Regions from separate parts of the Mus musculus genome. Here all the other regions are linked to region 1. Evidence: chromatin loops called from intact Hi-C (ENCODE). Cell type or tissue: heart. All regions are shown on one strand. Region 1 holds the start of Gm32949 (a long non-coding RNA gene). Region 2 has its middle 55 kb from the start of BC055402. Region 3 overlaps Tyw5 (tRNA-yW synthesizing protein 5). Region 4 has its middle 10 kb from the start of Gm38484.

Evidence for each region. A loop is a pair of places that touch in the nucleus more often than their neighbours do. Peaks named below come from ENCODE experiments on the same cell type or tissue, not always from the same donor. Only the 100,000 strongest peaks of a DNase experiment are listed, where the experiment ranks them.
Region 2: a loop joins it to region 1, with 6 times the contacts of the local background. A loop is called at or near these places in 9 of 42 quality-filtered maps.
Region 3: a loop joins it to region 1, with 6 times the contacts of the local background. A loop is called at or near these places in 12 of 42 quality-filtered maps.
Region 4: a loop joins it to region 1, with 9 times the contacts of the local background. A loop is called at or near these places in 17 of 42 quality-filtered maps.

Annotation. Positions count from the first base shown.
Region 1 is chr1:55,883,877-55,888,876 of GRCm38, reverse strand. Gm32949 (a long non-coding RNA gene) reads right to left here and starts at 195. Exons shown (of 3, transcript XR_373419.4): 1 at 1-195. In heart, a CTCF peak has its summit at 2,304 (motif pointing left); no DNase peak of the experiment used is centred here; H3K4me3 peaks cover 665 bases; H3K27me3 peaks cover 1,306 bases.
Region 2 is chr1:57,267,949-57,272,948 of GRCm38, reverse strand. No RefSeq gene overlaps it. Among named protein-coding and RNA genes, the nearest start is that of BC055402, 55 kb to the right of the region's middle. In heart, a CTCF peak has its summit at 3,010 (motif pointing right); no DNase peak of the experiment used is centred here; H3K27me3 peaks cover 329 bases.
Region 3 is chr1:57,391,635-57,396,634 of GRCm38, reverse strand. It overlaps Tyw5 (tRNA-yW synthesizing protein 5), which reads left to right. Exons shown (of 8, transcript NM_001037742.2): 4 at 2,544-2,588; 5 at 3,148-3,285. Among named protein-coding and RNA genes, the nearest start is that of Maip1, 12 kb to the left of the region's middle. In heart, CTCF peaks have their summits at 2,187 and 2,401 (motif pointing right); no DNase peak of the experiment used is centred here.
Region 4 is chr1:56,989,528-56,994,527 of GRCm38, reverse strand. No RefSeq gene overlaps it. Among named protein-coding and RNA genes, the nearest start is that of Gm38484, 10 kb to the left of the region's middle. In heart, a CTCF peak has its summit at 2,701; no DNase peak of the experiment used is centred here; H3K27me3 peaks cover 680 bases.

The sequences.
Region 1 (5,000 bases):
CAGCACAAAGCTGTTGAGAGGATCAAGCGAGATAATGCGAGCAAATCCCCGGCTTACTGCCTGCCAAGTAGTCAGCGCTCCAAAAATGTCAGCCGTTATTATTATCCATTTATTCATGAGTCAATTCCCTGCCAACAGAAGGGATTAGGAAAAAAAAAAGTCTTGTGAGAAAAGTATGAAGAACTTTATCACAGTAGCCTGGGAAGGGGACATCCAGAGGACAGAGAAAGGAAAGGTCTGGAAGGTGAGAAGGGAGAGGGACTGAAGCAGGAGGGTGGGTGCTTCTGCGAGATCCAAAGGCAACTTAGTGCCTGATGGGCTTTCTGGGGTTTGTTTTTTTGGGTCCCCCCCTCCCCATTACTGATTAAAGAACTAGAGATTTCAAAATCAACCAGCAATCCAATAACTGGAGAAACAGAAACGTGCATCAAGGGAGGAAAGAGTTTTAAAGTAGCCACCAAGCTGAGGACTCTTCTCTCCTCCTGTGCCTGCAGACTGGGCCCTTTAAGTCTAGACAGGCCAGCCCAAAGTCTGCTTTCTAGCACTCCAGCAAGGTCGTGTCGTCAGGCCCCACCTCTGAGCACTTGTCTCAATGTGGCCAGAGACTCTCCCTGAAAATAGGCAAGCCACTCCTGAAGATTGGGTTTGTAACTGCCCTGTTCTCCGTACCAATATGAAGATCCTGTGCGAGCGATCTAATTATAGAAACTCAGCTAATGTCCCCTCAAATGAGGGCTGGGCAAAGAAGGAGAAGTATGGAGGCAGAACGGCCAGGCCAGAAGAAACTACACGGTGAATAAGAAGAATGCTTATAATTGAGTTAAATGTATTATCTTTAAGCGGTTTGAAGTCTGAAAGGCAAATTAACCTAAGAAGCCCTTGATAACCATCATGGTGGGGTAAAACAGCAGATCACACTGGGTAGGCCGGGCATCATCAAAGGCCAGGAAAGCTAGATGATTGGCCATTATGTGTAAATTGGAATCTTTTTTCGCAATAATCAACTTGTTAATTTTCAATGAAATTATTTCAAAGAAATTTCTCATTTCCTGAACTCTCTGTACTTGCCTCTGTCCACGCCTTTCACTAGATGGATGTCATGTCAATGTTTAAAAGGAAGTATTTATGCCTTTCTTTCAGTACTTAATTACTGCCTGTCACGCAGTGGAAGATTTCAGGCCAGCCAAGCAGAGTGAAATGTGGAGCCTTTCAAAGCAGAAATGCACTCCGTCAACAAATGCAGAGCGCAACACCTGATAGGAGCTGACTTGGCGCTTGCTGCCACGGGGACTGGTTAATGAACACACTCACTCAAACTGGGCAGCTCCAGCCCCACAAGGAGCTCAGGCCAAGGAGGAGCTAAGGGGTTAGGGGTGAAACTGCATCTCCCTAAAATTCACACTCTGGTAGTCTAAACCTCACCATCTCAAAAGCTCCATTAAAGATAGAGTCTGTCGTGATGCGGTGAGTAAATCAAAAGAAGCCTTTCCTATAGACTCTAAGACAATCTGCCTGTGTTCTCATAAGAGGACAAAGTTTAGACAATGAAATGGAAGGACCGGTGAAGACACAGGAAGAAGATGAACATCTACAAATTAACAATAGGCCTGGGACGATCCCATCCAGCTGACACCTAGTCTTGGACTTGCACTCTGTGGAACTTCAAGAAAACACATTCTGTTGTTCAGGCAACCTGGTCTGTGACAGCCCTAAAAAAGTAAAAAAAAAAATAAAAATAAAAAGTAAAAAAATAAAAAACCTAATAAACCAGCTAAATATTTACAAGCCTGTGGTTCTTCCTCACCCATGAGGTGACTCCAACTTCCTTCAGTTACATCTTTGTGTCCTCTTTCATCCAGAGGTCTCAGCCCTAATTAACCCTGAGTCCTCCAGACAAAGATCCACTACTCTGTCTATACAAAGCGACTGTGGAGATTAAACAGCCCATGCCCCCAAGCTAGTCTTAAGGAGCCACAAAGACAAAATGCACAAAAAGTACGAACCAACTTGTTACATGGGAAAGCCTAAAGCCTAATTCCCTTTCAAGTACAATAAGAAGGACTTCATTATATCAGAGTTTGTACAAAATAGTACAACTTCCATGTTGAAAGACTAGTTCTGCCTGGATCCAACACACATGTCATATTTCTGGAGAGCCATTTGACACAAATCAGTCTAAAAAATAAAACAAGCAGGTGCATAATATATTACTCAGAATAAAATAAACGTGGCTTCATCTTCAAGTGCCAGAGTTTATGCAGACCATTAAATCTCTACCACTACTGCGTGCTTGGTGCCCTCTTGTGCCCATTTTGGGAATGGTTTATTCACAGAATTAGGGAGCCATTCATCCCGTGGTGTCTCTCTTGCTCCAACCTTGAAAATGACAAGACCATACACAACAGGAGTCACACTTCTCTTCTATGTGGGTACTTTATCTGTGTAAAGTGATTATTTAGTTAACACATAAATTAGGCTGCTAAATTTCAAATAAACACTTCCATACCTTTTAACTGTCTGAGTACTTTTGGTATCTCTGTATTTTATAGATTTTTACAGATAACCGCTTTTTCTTTTACTCTAAAAATTAATAGGCACTCACATTTTGGCCTACAAAATTTTAACTGTAAAACTATTCTCAGGATTCTTTTAAACATTGTTAATCTTATCCACTTTTAATAGAAAATGGTATAAAATAAATTCTGCAAGCAAGAATCAACTGTTAAATGCCCTGGCACTATACATTTAGTTTTGCTTGAAATGCTAATTACAATACCACCGTTGATATTTCTATCAAAAATGAATATAAACAAATTGGCAACACACGACCTCATGCAGACTCATAATTACAGTACAAAAGGTCAGAGAACACATTAAAGTTGATTTCCCCAATTCAGGTCTAATAAGGCAGTCACTTGGTTATTTCCTTGTTTGTGTAGATATCATAAAATATGAAGTGGCACCTATATCACAAACGGTCTGAGCCTATCCCTATTTCTCATTACTAAAATTTAGTTTGAATAGCATACATCAAAATCTAACCACCGAACTTATATTTACACTGTACTTGGATATATGGCCATGTTCATGTGGGCCATAGGTCTTACCTCTCCTAAAGGAATCATTGGATTCTTCTATGAGAAGGCACTAAACTGAACGCTAAATGCAAGAAGACAGACAAACGGACAAATAGAGGTTATTGCAGAAACTTCCAGAAAAATCAAAGGTTGAATAAATACCATGTAATTCCTAAGAGTCTGACAGACACTAGGACAAAGAGAATCAAGTGGAATTTAGACTCCCAGCTCTGAGACAGGGGAGAGCACGGATGCACAGTTTCCCTAACACTGCCTGGTGTCACACATGGAACAGTTGTCACTGCAAATACTGCAAGACAATGGTGAGAGTAAAAATGTAGCTGATTAATCAAGATATTTGAGTTATTTAATAAGGGGTTAATTTAAGGAGTAATTTAATAAGGAGTAAATTTAAGAGTAATTCATACTTCTTGGGAAAATCCTTTATTTTAAGTCCTGAGAGTTAGTTTGACATTGGAGATAAGTGTGATATAAGCAGGATAGAGCCATGTATCTGAGTGTTAGCAGATTAATCACCAGGACAAATAACCCAAGGTAATTTTTTTTTACCCACGATAATGTAAACTCATGAGCATGTTCAAATACACAAGACTTTGTATTGTTTTGCAAAATTAAATCCTATAATATCACAACAAGAGATATATCCCATATCCCATATCAGACTTTAAACATTGTCCTCAGGCAGTTTAAGCAAGAAAGAACAACATGTGTGTGTGTGTGTGTGTGTGTGTGTGTGTGTGTGTGTGTGTGTGTGTGTGATACACACACACCTCCTCCTCTTCTCCTCCTTCAAAGACAGTACTGTGTGGTCAACTCTTGTGATCATTCATTTTTTCCCTACCTGAATAAAGAATAAGGTAAAGAGTAACACAGAACACCAGAGCATCTAAGTATGAAGACAAGAGGGACCTGTGGCAGTCCCACACCCCTGCACTCTTTGAAAACCTGCCCCTTCCAATTTCAGAGTACTCCATTGCCTTTGGAAGAGAGACCTGCTGCTGTGTAGCCAGCTGACTCTGGCCACAAATCCCCTGAGGGTGGGCAATTGTCTGAGTCAGCCTTTGTTTCTTCTTCAGTGATTCAGGCCTTAGGAAGCCTGGGACATGTTAAAGAAAGACCTGGGTGGTAGGATCCAGCCCTGAATAAAGGTCTTGAGTCCTCTTCTCCCCAATGTCAGTCCCAAACTGCTCTGACTTCAGCTACGTCCCATAAATAGAATCTGTGTACCTTAGGCTGGGGAGGTGGCTCATGGGAAACACGAGGCTGCTAAAATGTGAGGATCTGAGCTTGGGTCTCCAGCACCCTACAAAAGCAACGTAGATCATAGACAACACATCTGTACCCAGAGCTGGGTTCAAAGAGGCAGGGGACACCCAGGGGCCTAAACGGAGAGCCCAGGATTTGACCAGAAGTGCCTGTCACAAGAAACAAGATGTCACAAGAAATAAGTAGTCAAAATCAACACTTGTCAGCTTCTGACCTCGACATGCAAACACATGGCCAATAGCACACACATGAAAACACACTGCACACACATGTACATACACATACATGCACACATATATACACATTCACAAACACACATGCACAAGTATACACATGCACAAATATACAAATAACACAGAATATGAAATATGAACAAACACAGATGTGCACACACATACACACAAACATATGCATGCACAAACACACATGAACAGGCACATACATATACATCTAGACACACACAGAATAGCTCCAAATCTATCAGGACAACTGCTGCTCTTATATAACTGCACACACATGTCCAGAGTGCACACACACACACACACACACACACACACACACACACACACACACATACACACACACACACATCTGTATCTCTCAGAATGGTTAATGTCCGATAAAACAATATACTTG
Region 2 (5,000 bases), 1.4 Mb before region 1:
TTGTAATATTTTCATTCCTTGGCATAATGAAAAGCCTTGCTCTGCAGTTGGTTTGCACTGTCTTGGAAGTGGCGTCCGCGGTCAACAAAGGACCACTCTCTGAGAGATCTGCAAGGGATTTATCCTTCCCTCTGGCTGAGCCAAGGCAGGCTTGATACACAGTTTTATTTCATATAAATATTCTCATGTTACTGTTTACTTTGGGGGAATATGAGGATCCCACTGACAGGGTACGTGCTCCACGGCCTTGCTTTTAAAGGCATTTATTTGACTCTGGTGTTTGTACTTGCCCAGAGACTTCAGAGAGCAGCCTAAAAACTTGTTTGATAAGCATCCAGACCATATTTGTAGAGAATGATGTCCCTGGGGGCAAGAAATGCTTATTGTTTTAAGCCAGCCCGCACATGGCTTCCAAGAAGCCCATTTTTCATAGGTAACTTCAATCTCTTATTTCTCAGGGGTGTAAGACGTCGTCCTAGATAGCATGGCTTGGGTGTAGATCAGATTGCCCTTGGGTGACACTCTCTCAGCTTCTTTGTTGCTGATCAAGATATTTTGAGACAAAATTGCTTTTCATGAACTAAGATGTGAGAAACAGACCTAAACATGGGACAGAACTCTTTCTCTGTGTTGTCAGTGTGCATGTTACCAACCTGCTGTCTCTCAGCTTCCATATTCTGTTTATATGAGTCCTGGACTCTGTAAAGCACCATTTTTAGTTTGAGTGGTGGAAAGTGAAATATGAGGCAGGAAGGTGCAGTCTGGGAAGGGAAGGGAGAGCTGCTCTTATTCATGTAACCTCTATCTCTGGAAGTGTCACCTCACCACCTCTACAGTGTTCATCTTGATAGTGGACATTGTGTTGTTTTTTGTTGTTTTGTTTTGTTTTTGATGCTTTCAAAACTGGTTTCACGATGACCCCTTGAAGCCTTGGCATGACCTGAGTATTGTCGGTTGCTCCATGTCAGTGAGTTGCTTCTTGAAGTGTCTAGGCCAGCAGTTCTCAACCTGTGGGTCGTGACCTCTTTGTGGCAGCTAACAACCCTTTCATAAGGGGTTGCCAAAGGCCATCAGAAAATACAGATTTTTACAGAACAATAGCAAAGTTACTTATGAAATAGCAAAGAAACCAATTTTATAGTTGGGGGAGGGGTCAGCACAACATGAGGAATTGTAATAAAGGGTTGTAGTATTAGGAAGGTTGAGAACCATGGCTCTAGGCTTTGAGAAACTGGGCTCCTCTCTTGACTTCCAAGCACCTGTGCTGCAGTCCCAGAGGTGGTGCTATTTGTGTTGGTTTGTTGGTTTTCGTAGGTTTCTAATCTTTACCAGCTTTCAAGGTCCTCGCTTCTGAAACACTATGCCTTCCATTTCCTTGGTTGGGTCCACACTAGATCCTGTACAAACCCCTCTCACAGGTCATCAGGCAAAGGTGGTGTTTCCCCATGCAACCAAGGGCTCGGTGTTGATACTAACTCATTTTCTTCTCATTTGTACTTTACTCGCTTAGCTTGTGGTTTTTGTATTAACAGATTATATATTCTCTTTGACATTTATAGTTTTGTTTCCATTTAGAGAGTTGTTGGGGAATAAGAATGGATAATGTAATAAAAACCATAGAGAGTTTGTCAGTGCATCCCTTTCCTTTCCTTTCCTTTCCTTTCCTTTCCTTTCCTTTCCTTTCCTTTCCTTTCCTTTCCTTTCCTTTCCTTTCCTTTCCTTTCCTTTCCTTCCCTTCCCTTCCCTTCCCTTCCCTTCCCTTCCCTTCCCTTCCCTTCCCTTCCCTTCCCTTCCCTTCCCTTCCCTTCCCTTCCCTTCCCTTCCCTTCTCGTTCCTTCCCTTTCCTTTTTCTTTTTGCATAGCAGCTTGTGGCTCAAGATGCAAACTTCTCCCTTTTGAAGAATGAATGTTCTCTTAGTCCTATAATACTTACTTGTCGTTCTTTCCTAGCCCTCTTCCTCGGCTGGGCAGGTGATGTTTATTAACTGTGCTAGGTCCCTATCATTTCACTGCATAGACACATCTGCAGCCAGTTAGTTTTCTGACCTCATAGGCACTAAAATGTCCTTGAAGGCTAACTGCTTTAGAAAAAGTGGGGTTGGCGTGGTCCAGCAATGGCACATGGTTACATAAAACTATCATCTCTAGTAAACACAAAGGGTTTCTGGAAAGTGATGAATGCTGTTCTCTATATATGTTTAGATTCATGTTCATTTTCCTTCATAATGTCTACCCTAATATTTTGCAAGAATGTGACGAAGGTAAATACCCAGATAAGAGATACAAGAAGCCTTGTGTGCATGTTTTGGCATCACTATTTAATCTGACTTGTGGAATGTCAACCAAGACTCTGCTGATATTATATCATATGGTTTTTCTCAACACGTCCCCTGACGTAGATGACCCCAAGTTCCCCAATTCTGTTGAATCAGTGTTAACTCTCTCCTGTCATATCTCCTGTTATGCAAGGTCATAACTCAGTCTTAACCCTAGGCAATGCTCTTGAACCTAAGCTAGGACTCCAGATTCCTTCTCCTTCATCTGGTCAGCCTTTGCCTCTGGTGTCCTGTGATGCAGTTAAAATCTCTGTGTATGTTTAGTGAGTTAGCCTGTTCCTCCTTTAGCAGTTTTATAGGAGGACCACACTCCTAGATGCTGAGAATTTCTTCAGAAGTCCCCTCTGGATCTGTCCTTCCTGAGGCGGTTGCACTCTGAGGCATTGCCCAAGTAGTCCTTTCTGTACCTGGGAGATGTGTTGGCATCCAGTTTTGTGACCCCCCTCCTTGGACTGTCTGTGCATCCTGTGCAGGCCCGAGCACAGCCCTGTTTTCTCAACGAGGGACGCAAAGGACAAGCCCACAGCACCAGGTGCCGCCCAACTGAACTTCCGCCGAGTTGACTAATAAACTTAATTGGAAAAAAATCTGAAATCAGTCCCGCCACTCTGAAAAACCAAGTCAGCCCCAGGACTCCGAAGTTCCTCAGCAGTGTCTAAATCACGGAGTAAAACCACCACCAGGTGGGGCCAAAACTGCAGTTACGACCAGGGCTGATCTGGATCTGTAGCCCAGACTCCTGGCTGGCTCACCCTGCAGATACTTAGTCACTTAGTTTGGTTTGAATTCACCTCCCCACATTCTGCGCAATTACAGATTTGGGCTCTGACATGCTGAATTGTGGCAGGGGTTTGTTGACCTACTCTTGTTTGTTTTGCTGGCTAGACTGTAAGGTCCCTGAGGATAAAACGTCATTTCCAAGTGTTTACTGAACATGTACTGTCTTTCAGTGGGAGCAGAGTAACCATTTAGGATAAGGACATGTAAGCCACAGGTGCCTTTACTTACACAAAAACCCTGTAGGGTGCCGTGTTCACAGGCTGTCTATGCACACAACTGTATACTTTTGTAAAGTCTGCTAAAGAAAGATGTTCTGGGCACAGATGGTTGAAACCGCCCACTGTCTTTTCCTACCTCTTTTTGTTTTCTTTTGTTTTATGGCTTTGGTATGGCAACAGCCAAGGCCAGCATCTTGGGTTTGTAACCAGTATACCACCTGTGTCCTGCACCTGTATGTGGCTCAATACTCTGGTGTTCCTGTCATGAGACCCGGAAGGCCTTAAAGGAAAACAACTCAGTTTCCATTGAACTGGGCTCTACTGGTGGTGCACGTGGCTCTTGGAATGTCGCTGAACATTTTAGGAGACATATAAGGGGAAGCTCTGCTGACTGTAATTACGACCAGTAGGGTATAGTTATGCAGCTCAGAGTCTCTTCCACATGGAGTTAAGTTCTTACCAGCTCTTCTAGTTAAAAACAAAATGGATTCCAGGAATTCTCCATAGCTCCCCCAGAGGTGAGATGCTCAAAGCAGAGTTGAAACGCTTCACAAATGCACTAGAATTGGGCAAGACAGGGAGAAGGATCAAGACTAAAGACAGATGAAGTCAGGGCTGGTTTGTGGAATTTTTAGTTCAGAAGCATGAGTCTGTAAGTAAAGGGTGGATCTCTTAGCTGTCTGTCCCCACTCCATCGGGAGCCTGAACTACAGAACATCTGAGCTGCTATGGGCTCACAGTTACAAATACAGAGGCATATTCAGCATTATTCAGTTCACCATGATGATCGTGTGGAGTAGAATTTACCAGAACTTCTGGTTTTGGCAAACCTGTCTCTGGGAAAACCAGCGAGGACAAGCAACAAGGGTGGGAAGCTGTGCTTTAGTTTTGCATCCCAAACACTAACAGCTAGTCCAGGCACTCAGGAGCAAGAGCCAGGCAACTATCTGTGAGTTCAAGACCAGCCAGGGCTATAGTGAGACCCTATCTCACGAAAAGAAAAGGAACAACACTGACCAACCAAGAGCAGGTGTCTCCCTCCTGACTGTCTAGAAGGAAAGATGAACGAGCTTTGCAGTCTCTTAAAATGACAACGGGAAAGTAGGAAAGGATAGCCCTGGGAAGTGCAACTCAAGCGTGTCACTGAAAAACACATGCAGAAAGGGACGAAGAGATCAGTTTCATTATTTTGAAAGACAATTTAAGCCCTGGTACCATTCTCAGGTTTTAAGTGTGATTGCTTGAAGTAAGTCACTGGCTGCCAATCCTCATTACCTGGGACACACATCTCACACAGGTGTCTATCTACTCACACACAAATTAATAAATTCCAAAAAAGTGTAATTTCTCATGATTTACTCCTAAGCTCATTTTCAAGCAAAGTTTAGGGCAGTTTGCCTTACAGTTTATGCTCAGAGTTGTACAAGCTTCAGGTGTAACAGAGCTGGGTCTGACCTGTGTGCACAATGAGTACATGACACACACACCCCCTGAGTCCTGGCAGCATGCCTCCAAGGCAGGTGTGGTTATCACCCTGCAGATGCAGCAGCTGAGGTCAGGGAAATTCAGGGGTCCCCTTGATAAACTGCTTGTAAGTCACATGACCAGCGTCTGGCTCAGTCTGTCCTTCCTAATGTGCTGAGTCAGTGACTGCTCCTGTAAACGA
Region 3 (5,000 bases), 1.5 Mb before region 1:
GAGGAAAGGCCTTTTGGAACCTGGAAGGTTAGCTAATGAATAGGCTCCAGGGAACTTCCTGTCTTTGTCCCCAGTACTGGAATTATAGGTGCACTCTGCCAAATCTAGTTGTTCTTACATTGGTGCTGGGTATTGAACCAGCCTCCTGTTTATACAGCAAGCACTTTATCCATTGAGCCTTCTCTCAGTGGACTTGTTTGAAAAGGACCAGTAGGTTGTTTTCTACAAAAGATCAAAAATGATGTCTCAGAGCTCAAATCCCTGATAGCCATTCTTTGTGGGTTTTTTGTTTTTTGAGACAGGGTTTCCCTGACTATACTGGAACTCACTCTGTAGACCAGGCTGGCCTCTAACTCAGAGATCTGCCTGACTCTGCCTCCCAATGCTATAGCTCTTCATTAACTTTGCTTGGCTATCCTACAAGCTGTAGCTCTGCTATTTATTAGCTTTCAAACCTTGGCCAAATTATTTTTTCTTAAATATACTTATTTCTACATGAAGATTAAAACTACTTATTTTATAAGGTTTTTGTAAGGACTAAGCGAATAAAATAATCTTAGCAGTGTGCTTGGCACAGAGACTACCCACCAACTATTCATCATTAATCCTGCTTCCTCTGAAAAATTCAGATGTTAATAGAAAACTTTCTTTTCATATCTTACATTAAAATTTCCACATTTTATAGTTACCAGTAGTTTCTTTTATCTGTGTAACATTTCTTCAAGATTAAAGCGGGATTTTACATTATAGTGTAGTTCTGAGTAATTATATATTTAAATATCTTGACTAGGGCATTAATTTATGCTTACACATAAGTACAATTTTAAGTTATGTTAGAGTTGGAGTGTGCACAGTAAGCATGAGGATATAAGTTGATCCCCACCACATGTGTAAAATGCTGGGCACCCTGGCATGTACTTAGAGTAATTTTAGTGCTGGGGACTAAATCCTCTTGAGAGACAAGCGGATCCTGGAGCTCACTGACCCACCAGCATAGCCAAATTGGTGAGCTGTCTCACAAAACAAGGTAGACAGCCATCTTAAGAAGAAACCCAAGGGGTGGACTTCCAGCCTGACCATGATTAGAATGTCTCTTAAAACCAGCCTTCATCAATTGTTCCTCAATACTGTGGCCATTCTTTGCATGTGGATATTCAGTGTTTTTAAAGATTTTTTTCCCATCAAAAGTTAATGAATGGCATAGGTTTAAATATCCATGAAATGTGTCATAAAAGAATCAAAGACAAACTAAGTTTAAAAATTATGGAATATACATAAACAGATTAGCATGGATTCTCAGTTAAGTTATAAGGAAAGTTGACACTGAGATTGAACTCAGAACATCAGGGAGTACTGCCTGTGGGAGGAAGAGGATGCTGGAGAGGACTTGGGTGTGTGGTGCAGAGCGATCAGACACAGCTGTACACAGCTGGCAGTCTACCAGTTCCCTGTGAAGCCTGAGCAAAGTATCCATCAGGGGAGTCCTGCATAGGTGGCAGCTTGATTCTAGGCCTCTTACCATCTTCTTTGATTATTGCTTAGGTCTACTATATACGAACGGTATAGCCTTGGGTCAGATGCTGAGGTGAACATGAAAAAATTGACAGCTGGCAGCCCCAAATTCAATGCATTCTTTTCCAATAAGGAAGAGCCCTTTCTTGGTGGGGAACTGAGCATCACGTCTTTGCTAAATGACAAGTCAAATTTTGAAGAACATACTTTGAAGCTTATTTAAAGAATGATTTCGTTGTGGCACTAAAAATATGAAAATAGTTAAATTGTTAATTTATAATTATAGATTTCTAAAGCTCAACGAGGTATGCCTTGAAGTTTGTTACAGCAGTCTGTATTGCTTTCTGGATGGCAGAATTCTTGCATTGGATTGTGCCTGTGCATGAACAGCTTGATCTCAGCAAGGGCGCTTTTGTGGTGCTAGGAATAGAGTCCAGGGTGCCACAGATGCTGGGGACATAGTCGGACTTAGCCCCACAGTGACTATTTTATAATCAGTTCTCTTATTTAGCTACTCTGGTGACTACCAAGTGTAAATGATAACTTTTGAGACTGTTTGCATAGTTTTGCATTTCTGAGTCACGTGTGAGCTGACTCTTTAGGTTGGTGTGAGAATGCAGGTTAGTAGGGATAGACACAGTCTGGCACAATGCAGTCTCCTGTGTTTTTATGTGCTAAAGGGTGAGTGAGGTTTTTATTTACCTCATTTTATATTGTATCAAGTTCATTGTTGGACCCATTTTATTTACCGAATGTTAAAACAGTGTGAGTTGAATTATCCATTAACCAGGAGCTTAGGTCGTGCTTATGTTGCTGTTAGAATTGTTTTATTTACTGTTTTGTGCATCCAGTTTTGAGCAACATATAAAGACATTTCTTGATGTGGCCACCAGGGGGCATCAGTAGGAAGGGTGAGGTAATTGAGCTTTTCAGATGCTGTGACTAAATCATGTTGTAAGATTTACTCCCTTCTTATTGCTTCTTCTTTTTTTTAATGAATGCTGATGGTATTTTTCTTTGGGATGTTTAAGGATGAGAAATACTACTTACGGTCACTTGGAGAAGACCCAAGGAAGGTAAGAATTGTGGATTTGAAACAGTCACTTAAAATGTCAGTGAGAATTTTCACATTATCACTATGAATTTTATATTATTGTTGGACATATAACCCATTTTGTTGTTGTCTGTTTCTATCGATGATCTGTGCCCAAGTGAGAAATTTTTAGAAGTTGCTTATTTACTCAGAATATAGAATCTGAGAGTCATCTAAATTACACACAATAAAAACCCTACTGCTAAGTATTTTACAGATGATAGTTCAGCTAATGACATACTTACCTAAAAGTACTGAAGATTTATTAGATGAGCCTTTATGTGTATTCAGAGCCAAATTATTAATTAAAACAAATATCTGAATCTTGCTGACAGTAGGAAGAACTCCTTCACTGGGAAGGTTGGGTGCTGCTGTTGGGCTTTTCCCATCATCGGGCTTTAAAGCACAGAATGAAGATGGCCTCTTCATCCTTACTACTCGACGTGTGGGCGGCTTACGGTGATCCTTATGTCTATGTTGTGTTTATTATGAAATTCTTTCCAGATACTAATCTAAGTACTTTTGAATATCTGTCAATTCAGGATGTTGCAGACATCAGACAGCAGTTCCCATCATTAGGAGGAGATATTACATTTCCAATGTTCTTCAGAGAGGAGCAGTTCTTTTCCAGTGTTTTTCGAATTAGTTCACCTGGATTACAGCTCTGGACTCACTATGATGTATGTTACAAAATAAAAAATGTAAAGGTTCAGAAGGCTGTTGCTCTTACAGGTCTAATATTGATGGTTTGAGCTCTCTAGGCTAGTTTGTAGATCTGTGCAGTGTCATTGGCTGAAAAGAGGAGCTCTGAGTATAGAGGGGCAGTAGTAATGTGGAGTCAGCTGAGAGCAAAGCCTAGCTTCTTGCATGGCTCTCAGTGTGAGGTTCTTACATCATCACAGACATAATAAACCATAGATAAAAGGGAGTTATGGTTTTGGCCTGTGAGAAGGGATCACGGGGCTGGTAGGGGGAAATGTCGAGGGCAAAGCAGTATGGTAGAAAGTGTCTTAAGGAAGCAGTTGACTGGCTGTCCAAGTCATACTGTTTAGGGGGAAGGAGGAGCTTATTGGGAAGGTTTGGCAGGAATAAGAATTTAAGGTATCCAGAGCTCTTCGGATATATGCTGTGAGAAACTTGGATGTGTGCTGATTTGTATATGAGCAAGATGTGCAGTCTTTGATCTTAATTCTGTGTTCTTACAGTTTTATATGCTGAAATATACATGTAAACATAATAAGCAAATTTGAAATGGTGGTGCATTCAGTTTTGGTGTTGGCAGCAGGAGAAACAGGAAGCTAATGCAGGAACCAGTACTTTCCCAGAGCCTTTTGGTGTTTTGAAATGGGACTTCTGTTTTGAACCGCTGGCTAGACTTGACCTTAGACCTTTCTTTCGCTGCCTCCCAACTGGCAGGAATCTTAGGTGTATGACAGTGTGCCAAAATAAGTTGCCACGTCTATGGATCTTTTAGTATGTCCTAAAACTTCCAGGGGATTTCAACATAGTAACTCTATAGTTAATGAGACAGACAGGAAATCTTAGCATATTTTCAAAGTTGCATTGGAATAATTAGTGAGAAAATGACGTGCTTCATACATTTTTAGTTTTATAGATTATGCTTTAAGTATTTCCTTTGACATTGAATGACAATAGAATATAATACTGTTCTTAAAAAGAAGTCAGAGTAACAGGTTATAATTACAGAGTTAAGGTTTGCTAGTGAAGGGTTAGTGCTAAAAGAAGATTGTGTCAGTAGTGACAATCCATGAATAATCGCTCACTCAGTTTATGTCTTAATTCTTCAACTGAGTCATGTGCCTCTGCCTTTTAACATTTGCACAATCTGCACCAAGAGAGGGTACCCTTTATATACCCAGGGAAAGTTAACAGTGATTCATTGAAAAGCATACTATGGAAATTTGCCTTATCGTGTAGTCCTTTGCAAATAGTCTCATAATCACAGTTTTCATGACCATGTATATGTCATGTATGGGTGATGTATATACAGTGTTTAACAGTAGCTGTGTTAGTGCTTTCTATTTGATCCAAGGCATTCCTCAACAACTTAGTAAGACCATCATTAACCAAAGGCCCGCTCAGGTGTACTTACACTGTATTTCCACTTCCTGTTTTCCCAATTCGCTGGTCCTTCTCATGTTTTGGTTTTTTTTGTTTTTGTTTTTGTTTTTTTTTTTTGTTGGTTTTTCGACATGGGAAGGAATGTCTTCAATAAAGACACTTTGAATTATGACTGTAAGAGTTTTGTGTAAGTCAATTCTCACAAAAGGAATAGGGTTGAAGTAACATGTAGTAACTCAGGTATGTGATCTTGGCTGCTCAGAAGCAGGTCAGCATGGGCAACATAGCTGAGATCCTGTGCAAACTTCACCCC
Region 4 (5,000 bases), 1.1 Mb before region 1:
TAGAACCTCCCATTGTGTATACATGCCTCATTTTAAAACCCATTTTTCTGTAGTTGGACAACTAAGTTGGTTCCATAGCTTAGCAGTTGTCACTGCTGTGGTAAATATAGATGTCTCTGATGAGCCAACTTCAATATGAGCACATAGTTCTGCTTTTCAAAGAAGATCATAGCTCTCTGGGGAGTGTTCAGGAGCCCAGGCCAGGTTGCTGTGTTCCAGGCCTCTCTGTAATGAGAACGGTGTGGGGCAATTTATGATTGTGCTCATTGTGCTCATGTGGCAGTTATGGACGATCGTGACGTTGGCAGTATGATGACCTATGGAGTTTGGGAACATGTGTGGGCTGAGAGCCTGAGTACATTTCTCAGAGTGCAAAGGTCCTTTTGGCCATTTCGGCCACTCTATGTTTGAGCCTTGTTGGTGGTCTTCCATTTGTCCAGCTTGGAGCCTAGGCCCTTCATTTGACCACTTCCCACCCTTCTCCCAGGAAGACTACCTTACCTCACACACACATAAATATTTTTTATAGCTGTATTCAAGATTTGAAGACTCCGATTTTCTTCTCACTCAGTCAACAGTAGCCGAAATGTGGTTGTTGTCCTAGAGCATCCTACCATACATAGCTAGCATGTAGCACAATCAGCATAGCGCTCATGGATTTCTGTGTCTAAAACACCCCGAATGGCAAATGTTTACTTCTCTGAAATGAGACAGCATGAAAACAGGAAAACATCAAATATCTTTTGCTTTTGGATGAGATCATGTAAAGTCCCCAGTTGATACACTGGCCATAAAGAGGTGAGGAAGACATGGCTCCTAGCTTCAGGATTCTCATGTCTAGAACCATATGCAGTAAATGCTCATGCTTGCTGGACTTAATATTTGAGGTGATTGCCTGCAAACTCCATTTTTCACTCTGCCAGCCTCTCAGTGCTCACTGGGAAGGTTTTTTCCTCCTGAAGAGGAGGTGTAAGTATGTACTTACACCTTTGCCCTGAGGATTCTGGCAGGGTTCTCCTATCTATCTAGTGCATCAGACACTGTCTGCCCACCACTTGACATAAAACACTCACTTCAGTTCTGTGATTTTGGGTTTAAACCACTATTCCTATGTAAGTCCAGCTGCCTCTCAAATGGCTACAGGGCTGATAAACCCAAAGTTAAAAATAACCAGTCAAAAATGCATTTAGGAATCTGGAAAGATGGTTCAGCTAGTAAAAGCACTGGGATTCTCTTCCAGTGGTCCTTAGTCCAATTTCTAGCACCCGCATGGCAGCTTACAAGCATCTATAATTGTAGTCCCAGGAAATCCAATGCCCTTTTCTGGTGTGCAAATGTACAAAGAGACAAAACAGCCATATATATAAAATCTCTCTGTGTGTGTATGTGTGTATGTGTCTGTATATGTATATACATACATACATACATGAAAAAATCCATCAAGATGCATTTAGGGAGCCAGGGAATAGAGACAGTTCATCTATTCATCAGTAGAACATTCTTACAGAGGACCTGAATTCAGTCCCCAATACCCACATTAGAGGTGCTCACAACTGCTTTTAGCTCCAGCTACCAGGGGCTTGGATACCTATAGCCTCCAAAGGCGCTCACATGCACCCCTCTCTGCACACACATATACATACAAATAAATTTTAAAACAATAGAATAAAGTCTTTTTGAAAAAAAAAAAAAACAACTCAGTGTCCTTGCCTGTGGAGTAAGGATTGCTCTCCCCTGTGACTGAGTGTTCATCTGGCTGTTAGCCGCAGTTAACTATTGCTGCCCAGCTTCAGAATTGCATAGCATATTGCTGGTCAGGGGAAAGCTTACAGTTCACTGTGTGAGGTGTGGTTTCTATAGAATGCATATCATCCTTGCACCTACCCCATGGAAGTGAATCAAGGGTCAAGGCATGAAGAACTGGAGGCTGTCTAGATATCAGTTAGTAAAGGAAGGGGGTGAAGCGTTGTGTGTGTCAAGTGTGCAGGCAGGAAGTGTGCGCAGTGTTGAGTGGCTATGAACGGGAAGAGGAGAGGGGCTGTACTTCCCTTTATCACCAAAGACAGTCCATTTCTATCAGGCTATCTTGTCGGTGCTTTGGGAGCCTGGCTTTGAGGATAAAGGAAGCCAGATTGCCCTGGGCAATGGCTGGAGAACAGCAGTCACTCATTTTGGTGCCACGCTGTCAGATCTAGCAGCCTCTGGCCACAAGAGACTCTCCAACTCTAGAATTTGGCTAGTCCGTGATTCAAATGGGCTGAAAATATAAACTACATATATCATTTCTCAGAGAGCTGGTGAAAGAAAAAGAAAGAAAGAAAAGCTATGCCAATAACTTTTGTATTGATTATTATAGAATAAAGAAAATACATTCTAAAAATGTGTTTACCTCTCTCTCTGTTTTTCTATTTTGAGACTATACTGTATTCCAGTATAGTCGCAAACTCATTGCTGGTGTGAAAATGCACTTGAGCTTCTGATTCTCGTGTTTCCAACCCCTCGTTTGCTAAGATTACAGGTACATGCTACACCTGGTGTATGGGCTTTGTGCGTGTCAGGCAAGCACCCTACCAACTGGTCAACATCCCCAGTTTCATACCTGTCTATTTTTAAAAGGTGGTCCCTCAAGTTTTAAAATTATACATGTGGCACATTTATATTGGGCAACATGGTTGATGACTCAGAAGATATACCCCACCCTAGAGGGCGCTGAAGTCCAATGAATGGACAGAGGTGCCAAAGGAATGAGACCAAATGGAGAAAAGGAGGCCTTGTCACCAGGCCAGTAAGAGGACTGCCTTGTGTGAGCACACAGGGGGCTCGCTGTGCATCTCTTGATAGACTTTTCTTTTGTGGCTACCAGTCCTACAGTAAGGGAGCAGGGGTAATGGCTTACATCACGGCTCTCATTAGCTTTGGCTTAGCATTGACTCCTGCTCTTTCTGATCCCATGTGTGGAATCTACTTTGTCCATTCATAAGATGTTTGATGTAAGTTTGATGCTCTAGTCGAGCTGGGGGGGGGGGTGGGGAAGGGGCATCACTAATTCCATTATTTTGCTGACACAGAAATGTCAAACTCAGCATGGTGATAGATGCCCTCAATTTTATCACTTGGGAAATACAGACAGAAGGATCAGGAGTTCAAGGCCAGTCTGGGTTGCACAGTCAGTCTGAGACCAGACTAGGCTACATGAGATTGTTTCTCACACATACAGTTTTTTCAGCCAATACGTTTTATGTGTGAGAATTTGTTTTATTATTTTCCTAAACTGGCTGTGGATCGACACATAGATACTGGTATCGTGCAGGAATAAGTGAATTTTGCATAATAGTTTACAGTTTTCAATGTCCTTTTCAGCAAATTATCACTTCTAATTGTCACAACATCTTGTGAGGCACAAGGCATGTATAGATTTTCTTTTTCATCCATATGTTACAGCTAAGAAACCGAAAAAAGGTTGCCTTGACCAGCATTTGAAAGCTGTTAAGTGACAGAACCGGACGTGAATTGTAGAAAGTCTTATTGGATAGGTTGGCTTCTTGTCCTTGTATACACAGGGGTGCTGAAGTGGGGCTGGTGGTAAGTGGTTTGAAGCTTCCTGAATTCAAGCAATTCTGCCCTCTAAAAGATTAGGAAGGTAAGGGCCATGTACTTTGGAAAGGTACCATTTGAGAAACTGGGCAAAGCTCTGGTTGGAGCATTGCCTTCCACTTGGTAGGAAGACCTCTGAAGTTCTTGTCTCTGTTGATTCCTTCAATGACTGCCCTCGGAGCCTTTGGAAGGCAGGCTGGCTCTTTTCCAGTAGAAAGAGGTTCTGCTGACTCCAGCAGAGGATCCTGGGAATTAACTTCAGGATAAGCCAGGGCAAATGCTGTCAGCTTTTCAGAGATGGACCATTGGTGGAAGAGGAAGAGTTAAAAAGGAATGGCTATACAAGTCTAGGCACAGGGGCTTATGTCTATAATCCCAGCAGTCTGGAAAACTAAGGCAGGAGGATGATACAAATTTGAGAGTAACCTGAGGTACACAGTGAGTTCAAAAATCAGTCTGAGCTACACAGAAAGACTCTGGATTGTAAGAGTTTTCTATTGTGATTGATGGTGGTGGTGATGATGATGGTGACGGTGATGATGATGATGATGTGAACTAGAGATATTAGAGAAGCCAGAGAAAATTTCTACCATGTTTTTTAAAATTAAGGCTGTTAGTCTTCAGATGTCAGCCAAGTTAGGAGCATAAGGCAGGGCCTGGTCTTGACCACCATTGCCTGTGTTTGGAGTTTATCATGTACCATGTCTACTGGCACAAAGATGTTGGCAAAGTAGATTCAGCTACTTGTCATCTGATCAAAGCAAATCACTGCACAACCAAACTTAAAGCCAGCTGTCCAACAGAGTGACAGAGCTAACGGTGACTTGAGAGACAGTCATAGCAAAAATAAGACTCAGAAATGGTGAATATTTGCCTAAGATCAAATAGGTGGTAGTGACTTAAGAACTAAGAAGTAGCCCTAACATGATGGTCAAGAATACTAGCTCATGTGGGCCTAGTTGGTTAGGTCTATAATATCAGGAGGCTGAAGCAGGAAGACCAAAACTTCAAAGTTTACCCAAGTGAGAGAGTTAGGCAACTTAGTGAGACCCCATGTCAGAGAAGGGGCAGAAAGTATGTATGAGCAAGAGATGGTGGATAACATCAGTGTTTAAAACTGGACTCCTGCCTCAAAAAAAAAAAAAAAAAAAAACTGGACTCCTGGGGGCTGGAGAGATGGCTCAGTGGTTAAGAGTACTGCCTGCTCTTCCAGAGGTCCCAAGTTCAAATCCCGGCAACCACATGGTGGCTTACAACCATCCATCATGAGATCTGACTCTCTCTTTTGGGGTGTCTGAAGACAGCTACAGTGTACTTACATATAATAAAATAAATAAATAAATCTTTTTAAAAAATGGACTCCTGTCCTCATAAGAACAATGGGTGCTCTTAATCATTGAGACATC